2 separate regions of the Homo sapiens genome follow, and region 2 is linked to region 1. The links are chromatin loops, found by intact Hi-C in ENCODE. Cell type or tissue: ascending aorta. All regions are shown on one strand. Each heading gives the region's core, and the rest is flanking DNA. Links, peaks and the distances in the headings are about the cores only.

The links. Hi-C counts contacts between places; a loop is a spot of excess contacts. Peaks named below come from ENCODE experiments on the same cell type or tissue, not always from the same donor. Only the 100,000 strongest peaks of a DNase experiment are listed, where the experiment ranks them.
Region 2: it touches region 1 in a loop (3.0-fold over the local background); 1 of 110 quality-filtered maps calls a loop at or near these places.

What each region holds. Positions count from the first base shown.
Region 1 is chr4:3,655,546-3,659,932 of GRCh38, reverse strand. No RefSeq gene overlaps it. Among named protein-coding and RNA genes, the nearest start is that of LINC02171, 20 kb to the left of the region's middle. In ascending aorta, for the core only: no CTCF peak of the experiment used is centred there; DNase peaks (open chromatin) are centred at 1,302 and 1,832; H3K4me3 peaks cover 676 bases; H3K27ac peaks cover 2,063 bases.
Region 2 is chr4:3,745,972-3,750,358 of GRCh38, reverse strand. No RefSeq gene overlaps it. Among named protein-coding and RNA genes, the nearest start is that of ADRA2C, 18 kb to the left of the region's middle. RefSeq lists enhancers at 653-1,153, 3,757-4,282, 3,253-4,387 and a silencer at 3,063-3,233. In ascending aorta, for the core only: a CTCF peak has its summit at 2,611 (motif pointing left); a DNase peak (open chromatin) is centred at 3,118; H3K27ac peaks cover 503 bases.

The DNA.
Region 1 (4,387 bases), core at 189-4,188:
CACTGCCGGGAGAGGCCAGGCAGAGCCATCTTGGTGAGAAAGCACCGGATAGCCCTCCCCAGACAAGCGCCCCCTCCCCTCATTGGTCAGGGAAGCCACTGGGGACCTGGGAGTTTTTGGAAGGGCCTGTGGGGGATCAAAGGGAGGAGGTGAGCCCAGAGAGCTGGCTGCAGACTCCAAGGGAGTGGCTGCGTGTCCCAGCGGGGAGGTCCATGCTATCCAGTCAGGTGGGTGGGCATGTGCCTGTCGGTGCAGAGGCAGATAGCAGGGGCTGGAGTCCAGGAGAGAGGTGGCCCCTGCAGCAAGTGTGTGGTGGGGGGCGTTCAGAGGGAGCAGGGAGAGGTGTGGGACCCCTGCTCACCAGGTCCCTGGTTTAATAAAACGTGACCAGAATGACTCCATCTTGAAGTGTGTAACTAGGCACTCACAAGGCACCTGTAAGGTAATGCTTGTGTTCTGAAAATAGCCACATCCTAAGCTGACCACCAGTGATAATTGCAGAATATTTATGGCCATACAGGACATCTCCTGGCAAGCCTGCAGGACATCCAGATGTCCTGAGAGTGCAGGCCACTGTGCTCAGGGATGAGGACAGTTAGCGGCTGAGGCTGGAGGATGCACGGTCACTGACAGTCCTCGGTTGAGTGAGAGCATCTGCACGTTCCAGGCTCAGTTAGAGCTCCTGATGGTTTCTTACGAAATGGCAGCACCAGTGGAGGATGCTGCCTTCATCCTCCCGCTTTTGGAGGACGCCCTACTCTGTAATGAAGTCATTTCGAATCAACTTGCCTCTTTCGCAGAGCTCTGTGACTCGCTTGAATTCTTTCCTGAGTGAGATCTAAGAACCCGTGTTGGGGTCTGGATCGGGACCCACTTTTCTGGCAGCAGCACATCCTCCAGAGCCCTTTCTGGCTGGGGACTCAGGGAGCTTGTGGGCCAGGGCAGAGAGACAAAGGAGAGGAGGGAAGGCTGGGGACAGGGACAGAAGGTCCAGGACAGACTTGGGGGCCGTTAGCAGAAGAGACCAGAAGGGCCCAGCAGGAGAGACCACGTCCCCGAGGCTGGAGGGCGGGTGTGTGGGGAGATGTCAGATCTGCAGACACCGTGTGTCTAGCGGCCCCCATGTCGTGTATGTCAAAGTGTGCAACTCTGCTGGAGCCTGGAGCAGGGCAGGATGGAACAGAACAGCCTTTAGGGGAAGGGAAGGGGACCGGGGGCTGGAGACCAGGGTGCCTCATGCCGTGTGAGGTTGGGCAGACGCCAGGAGAAAGCCCCAGCCTGGCAGGGAGCCCGGGGCTTCCTGGGGCTGCTGAGAGCTGGCCGGGGTGCCAGCGGGTTGGATTGTGGGGTTTGTATCCTCCTTGTTTTGAAACAGGGACAAGCAGCCTGCTGAAAGCAAACACAACTGCAAGGTAAAATAAAATGCTAGAGAAGCTCCCAAGGAAATCTGAGCCCAGGGAGAGGAAAGACGGCCGAGAGTGACTAAAGCAAGGCTGGTCCCACAGTGAAGGCCCCAGGCACTGCGACCCTGGGAGAGGCTGCCAGGCACAGGGGAGGGGAGGCACCAGGAGGGTCAGAGAGGAAGCACACAGGGGAGTGGGGACCAGAGACAGGTCTCCCTGGGCCCCTCTGCCAGGCCCAGCCGGGTGGAGACGGGCTGTGCCAGGAGAAGCCTGAGCCAGGGTTCCAGGACGCCCAGCCGGCTCCTCGGTGGAGGAAGGCGTGGCTCAGAGCTCGGCGCTCCAGGCCTTGGTGTGAGACTGAAGAGGGGGTGCTGTGTATGTGTGCGGGCGGGGGGGTGCTCCAGGCGTGAGGCATTGCAAGGCATTGCACCCTAGGGATGTCATGGGATTGTTTTCTGGTGCAGGGTTGGCAGCCTCCTGTGGGGCCCGGCCGCTGTGTGTTCTGAGCTCTGACACCTCCTCACCACTGGGGAATTCATGACGCACTCCCCGAGAGGGCCAGGGCGCACATACTTCGTAGTTACATTGAGTTAAGAGAATGTTATTTTTAAGTATTTTGGAAAAACACTTGAAGAAGCCAGGACAAATCCCCAAAGCCATGTCAGAGATCCCTGGTTTAGGGGCGACTTCCTCTCCCTCTTCCAGCCTCACATCCTCCACCAGCGAGACGGAGGGTCAGCGACGGAGACGCCAACATTTTCCTCCAGTCGTCTCCTCTTAGGAAGAAAAACGAGCTTATTCTCACCAAAGTGTCAGGGGCTGGGTTTGTCATCAGCATGGTGTGTATTCATGTTTGAAAAACCAGAGAAAGGGAGTCAGTGGGTAGGCGACAAGGGTCACCTGAATGTGGACCTGCAGGCAGAGGGTGAAGCCCCTGCCTTTCCCCCACCCCAGGCAGCCCCCATGAGAGGTGGGAGAGGGAGCCGGACCCCTCCTCACTCAGACCCCAGCCAGCGCCTGGGCTTGGAGTTGGCGCGTTGCTTCCTGGCCGTGCTTCTGCCCCTTGGGCCCTCACTTCGCTGATCTGTAAAATGGCACGAGAATAGTTGTATCCATCCTCATGGAGTTGCTGAGGGGATTGATTGAGAACATGCAAAGTCCTTAGCACCTTAGCACAGGGCCTCCACTTAGGTGCTCAGTAAACACCAGATATTACCATTAGGCACCTGTGCAGAGAGGGGGAGCGGGAGAGGGAAGAGGGGGACCAGGGGAGGGAGGGAGCCCACATCCCCGGGCACAGGCAGACTTGACATCCTTATTTGCATGAAAAAAGAGTGCACTGGCTTCCGGGTGTCATAAACCTCCTGTTTCAAGTACGCACAGCCAATTTATTTTTATGAAGCACTGAGGCCTTAGACTGTCTGGAAGCTGATTGGCCACACTCGGTGCCATTTCTCTCCCGACCTGCAGGCTTTCCTGCCTTTTGTTTTGTGTCTTCTTTCCTCTGGGCAGAGCGGGGAGTGGATTCCTCGGCTTCGCATTTTTTCCTTTTTTTTGCAATAAATGAAGAGGAAACAGATCCATAGACACAAAGGTGTGGCCTGGCCAGCCCTGAGCATCTGAAGTTTGAGATCATCCTTCTAGGGGGCTCTGGGGCTCAGGCCTGGGCCAGGAGCCAGGCCCTCCCTGCAGGGTGTCCTGCCACAGCTCACAGTGCATAGGCCACCAGCACACATGCACCTGCCACGCGCCAGACCCACAGAAGGGATGAGGGAAGCCCTGGGGGTCCCGCCAACGATGCTGAGTCCACAGCACTGCGGTTTCATCTTCCTTATTGTTGTCACAACCCCAGACCCTGGAGCGGGACACAGCACACCTGTGCCCCATGAATATCGCGGTGTGAATGAGTAAGTGACAGAAAGCACGGATGGGCGATTTTAAAGAATAGGGACCTGTGGGCTGTGACGGGCAGGATGCCTGCGCCCCAGGGCTCACGGTCTCGGCAGGGATGTGGTTTTGGTAGCCCCTACATCGAGTGAGGACTTCTGTGATAATGACCACTGTCAATCACAAGAAAGAAACTGAGGCACAATGAACAGAGAGAGTTTATTTGGGTCAAGGTTGAGGACGGTGGCTGGGACATTGGGGGTGCTACCTCGGCCTTTGTTACAAGCAGGTTTTAAAGGCAAAGCAGGTAAGGAGTGGGCGGATACAAAGTCCTCTGACAGGAGTTCTCATTGGTTTAAGAGACAGCATGGATCGGTGATTGGCCGTCACCATTGATTCTAGAGGATGAGTTACAGGGTCCAGCAGGAGGCACTTTATGGCTACCCGGTGTCAGCCTAGAGCCCATACAGCTGGCAGATTCAAGAGGTCGTTCTCTAGCTCGAGGGGGAGTGGGACGTGGCTGCTGTCACATTTTAATGCCTCTCTGGGCCTGATAATTTAACGGAGCTCACATTCCTCAGATTAAAAGTTTCTTTTCTTTCTCACATAAAATGCTGGCACAGGGTCAGGAGCATGGGTGCTCTGTGGTAACAATCATAAATGTGTTACATTCAGCTTAGCAGAAAGCTGCCTCCTTCTGTATTGTGAGTTCCGCCTAAAGGTTTCTAGGTCTGTAGTGAACTGTACCTAACTGCAGGTGTACAGACGTGACCCACTCCTGCAGCAACCAAGCCGGCTGTTTCTGGACGTCACCTCCATCTCTGTGGGCAAATGCTATCCAACCGCGGGGCCACCCTGGAGTCTCTCAGAACCTATTCCGCCCCCAGGGGCTGCCCAGCTGAGAATCGTTCCCTCCTCAATCAGCTTTAATTTGCCTGAAGTTTTTCTCTGAACAAGTGCAACAAGGGAGGATCAGCCTCAGGGGAGGGAGGGGGACAACCCTGGGGAGGGAGGATCAGCCCCGGGGGAGGGAGGATCAGCCTTAGGGGAGGGAGGATCAGCCTTAGGGGAGGGAGGATCAGCCCTGGGGGAGGGAG
Region 2 (4,387 bases), core at 223-4,222, 90 kb before region 1:
CTGCCCGGCTGGTGCTTCTGGAAGCTTTGGGGACTCATTCACGTGCCCTGCATGTGGGGGCGTGTGTGGGTGTGCACCCACGTCTACATATGTTGCTCCAGAAAGGCAAGGCCAGGGGCCACCCTTTTTCATGAGACACGGATGGCTTTGCAGATCTTGGTTTTTCCCTTCTGTCCCTGCTGCTGCAGCTGGCAGCAGTGCACAGCCTGTGTCTGTTGTTTGCATCTCCCTGCCTCCTGCACACATGCAGGGCCACAGCCTTTGGGGATCAGACCCTCTGGGTCCTCTGCCTGGTCCTGGTGCATCTCCCACCCCCAAGCCGCTGGTACTGCTGGGCCCGCCACTTGGTTTGGTAAAGCAGCTGCACACGTTTGTTCAGGAACAATGCTGTCCCTGGCTGCTTTCCCACTGCAACGCAATAGCTGAAAGGCAGAAGCCACCCAGATGTCCGTCATCAGGTGATGGATAAACACAGTGTGGTCCATCCATACCACAGAATATTATTCAGCCTTGAAGAGGAAGGACATTCTGACACAGGCTACAACATGGATGACCCTTGAGGACACCATGCTCAGCGAAATCAGCCAGTCACAGAAGGACAAACATTATCCAATTCCACTTACATGGGATTCCTAGAGCAGTCAAATTCATAGAGACAGAGAATAGAAGGGTGGGTGCCAGGGAGGCCCGGGAGTTGTTTAATGGGGACATCTTCTGGTTTACTGAAAACATCCTGGAGAGGTTTGGTGGTGGTGGCTGTGGGACACAGTGTGGATGTACTGAACACTCCGGAACTGGTTTAGATGGTAAATGTTATGTTCTGTGTATTTGACCGCAATTAAATTGTTTTTAATTTTGAAAAAGGAAAGCCTTCTGCATCTCAGGTGGCAACTGGGTGCTGGCTCAAATGCACTCCCTCTGAGCGAGCTTCTGGGGGCTCGCTGATAGCACAGCCACCCCGCCCAGCTCGACCTGGAATGCAAGGGCCCTGGAGCGCTTGTTAGGGATCGCCTATAGCCGAGCTCCACCGGGCGGGCATCCAGGGGATATGAGGGGCCACAGCCTGCCCACTCCACTCGCCCACTGGAGAAAGTCTGCGAAGGGTCAGTGTGGGCAGCTCCCCCTACCCAGGGCGGGGCTCAGTTTGAGGCACCATGCTCCCTGGGCAGTGCTCTGAGCTCTGGGCCCAGCCACCCAGGGCACCAGGCACCAGGGCTGGGCTCCTGCCTCTGCCTGCCCTTTCTGCAGCTGCACTCTGGTCTGGCTTCCCCAGGGGAGCTACAAGGGAGGGTCCCAGACTCTCTGGAGCTTTGGGGACAGCCCCCAGGAATCTGCACAGCAACAGGCTCCCTGGGGGACTGCCATCCAGGTGGGCCGAGAGACCACCGTTTGAGAAGCTGCTTCAGAATTCCCAAAGCTTTGTCCTTTTCTGATTTCACTTCATCCTCACCACAGCCCGGCAAAACAGGTATCAAGACTCCCCTTTAAAAACTTGACAACTTTATTGAGGCATCATTTATAGAGCACACATTTCACTTCGCTGCCGTGACGATCTGATGGAGTCTGGTAAATGCTTTATAAACTGTGAAGTGGTGTGCACACACGGGGGTTCGTTATTACAGCAGATTATAATTGTTATTACTGTACAAGCTTTATTATTATGATGGTGGGGTGTTCTTGCATCATTTATCTCAAGGGTTCCTGGAGGGGTAACTAGGTAGGGGGCATGAGTTGGCCGCTTTGCAAGATTTTTGCAAACAGCAGCGATTTGCTTGCATGCGATGTCTGTGTGCCTCACTTAGACACTTTGGTGGAGAGCAGGGTTTTCGTTGTGTTGTTTTTTTCAACATTTTGTTTGGACATAATTTCAAACAACAGAAAAACTACAAAAATAAAAATAGTACAAGAACAGCATAGACCTTTCACCTGGGCTTAATGACTGCGCCCAGCCTGCCCCATTTATTTTCTCATTGGCTTGCTTGCTGGTGCGCTGCGGGTGACTTTTCTGAACCATTCGGTATTAAGTTGCAAGCATGTATCACACCTCCTTGCCTTTAAAGAGACCCTAGAGACAGACAGCTCTTCCCACATCATCCCTAACTGTGTTAGGATGCGAGCTTGCCATCACAGCCGCATCCTAACACAGTCCTCTCTCCCAGCTGTGTTCCCGTGTTCCCAGCTGACCCCAGAATGTCCTTCACGGCTCTTGTCCTCCAGCACAGGGCCACTCTGGGGTCAGGTGTTGCATTGATGCGTCTTGTCTCTGTGGTTCTCTTTCATCTGGAACATTTCCATGGTTTTGGTCATGTACACTGCTGACATTTGGGAAGAACACGGGGCTTTTTTTTAATAGATGGGTCCTCATTTGGGGTCGTCTGGCAGTTCCTGGGACTGGACGGAGCCTGCACATTTTTGGCTTCAGCGCCACAAGAAAGAGTGTGTGTCTTTCTTGGGCACAGGATGTCCATTCGCCTCTCACTGCTGGTGTTGTTTCTGATGCTGGTGATGTTTCTGATGGAGGAGCTGCGGAGTGATCTGCTGGACAACCGCTCAGTGTTTCCTTCCAGCTCAGGGGCACTCTCGGGGGTCGGGGCGGGGGACGCTTTACCAGCATGGACACGGTCTGCTCCTCACCAGAGCTCCCCCTGGAGGAATGTCCCGTGAACGACGCCGGCCAGAACGTCAGCTTTGGAACCCGGCACTTCCCCGACATTCACCAGTCAGCAGCTGGCCTTCCGCTGAAACAACAGCCCTTCCATCTCACCTATCATCCATCAGTCACCTACCTATCTATCTATCCATCTATTTCTCAATCTGTCGTCTATCAATCAGCTATCTGTGTAATCCATCTACCTACCTATCTACCTACCTGTCACATATCTATCATCTGTCTATCTACCTATCATGTACCTACCTGTCTATCTTCTACACATCATCGACCTATCAATCATCTCTATCTCTCTGGCCATCAATCATCCGTCAGCTACTATAGTATGTTCTTTTGGATCCCCATTTTTTTTTCAAGGATTTGTGATTCATTGCTGTACTTCCATATTTTGGTGCTCAAATGGTTCCAAATTTGGTCAGAAGGCGCCCCTCCGTGCTGGCTCTGGAGTCTGTGACATGCCACCTTTGTTTGCCTGTGTGTGTGCCTCGTTACTTTCTGGCATAACATGATGTTCCAGGCTATTTTTGTACTTTTCTTGCACCAGCCCTAAAATCAGCCACTTCTCTGAGGAGCCCTGGTAATATAATGGGTAATATATTAGCAACCAAGGTCTGGGTATATAATGGGTAATATATTAGCAACCAAGGTCTGGGTATATAATGGGTAATATATTAGCAACCAAGGTCTGGGAGCCAGTGGCAAGGTCTGGGTGCCAGTGTCAAAGATAGAAGGGTTTTAAGCCTTTCAGCCGACAGACCTAAGAGATGCACACAGGCACATCACCCAGAGACACACACACACACACACACACACACACGGACATAAAGACAGGCACACGAGGACACGCGTCTGCACGTGCTCACGCACGCATGCGTGTTTCTGAGAGCATGACTCACGCATGCGTGTTTCTGAGAGCATGACTCACGCATGCGTGTTTCTGAGAGCATGACTCACGCATGCGTGTTTCTGAGAGCATGACTCACGCATGCGTGTTTCTGAGAGCATGACTCACGCATGCGTGTTTCTGAGAGCATGACTCACGCATGCGTGTTTCTGAGAGCATGACGCACGCATGCGTGTTTCTGAGAGCATGACGCACGCATGCGTGTTTCTGAGAGCATGACGCACGCATGCGTGTTTCTGAGAGCATGACGCACGCATGCGTGTTTCTGAGAGCATGACTCACGCTGACGTGCAGTCCCTGCCTGAGGGGTTCTTCCTGGCCCTCCACGTTCCTGATGGTCTGTCTCTTCTTCCAGTGACGTGGATGTGTGACCTGGTGTGCACGGCTGTGCCAGCGCCTGTGATGCCTTTAGTGTGGCCATGTTCATTCCACTACAAGAGTAAAACTCATGCACCAGAGAAGCTGCCCTGGGCCCGTTCGCACTCCCCGCTTACCTTCTGACCTTGCCTGAGGCTGCCGGACAGACACCGTGTTCATGGCTTCTTGGATTAGTTCTTCATTTCTTTTTGGTTTCCACTGTGGCTGTGTTCTTCATTTGAGATGTAATTTGCCCATTTTTCCCGTTTTCTGTCCATTTTATTTTTCCCTTTCTCATACCTCCTGATTTAATATGTAGAACACGAATATGCTTCTGCAAGTCAGAAGTGCAGAAAAGGTGTGCTGGGCTGCCTCCCTGGAGAATCCCTCCCCGCCCCTCCCCCACTCCCTGCAGGAAGCTAATCTAATTGTTGTCTTGTTTATTCTTCCTGTGCTGC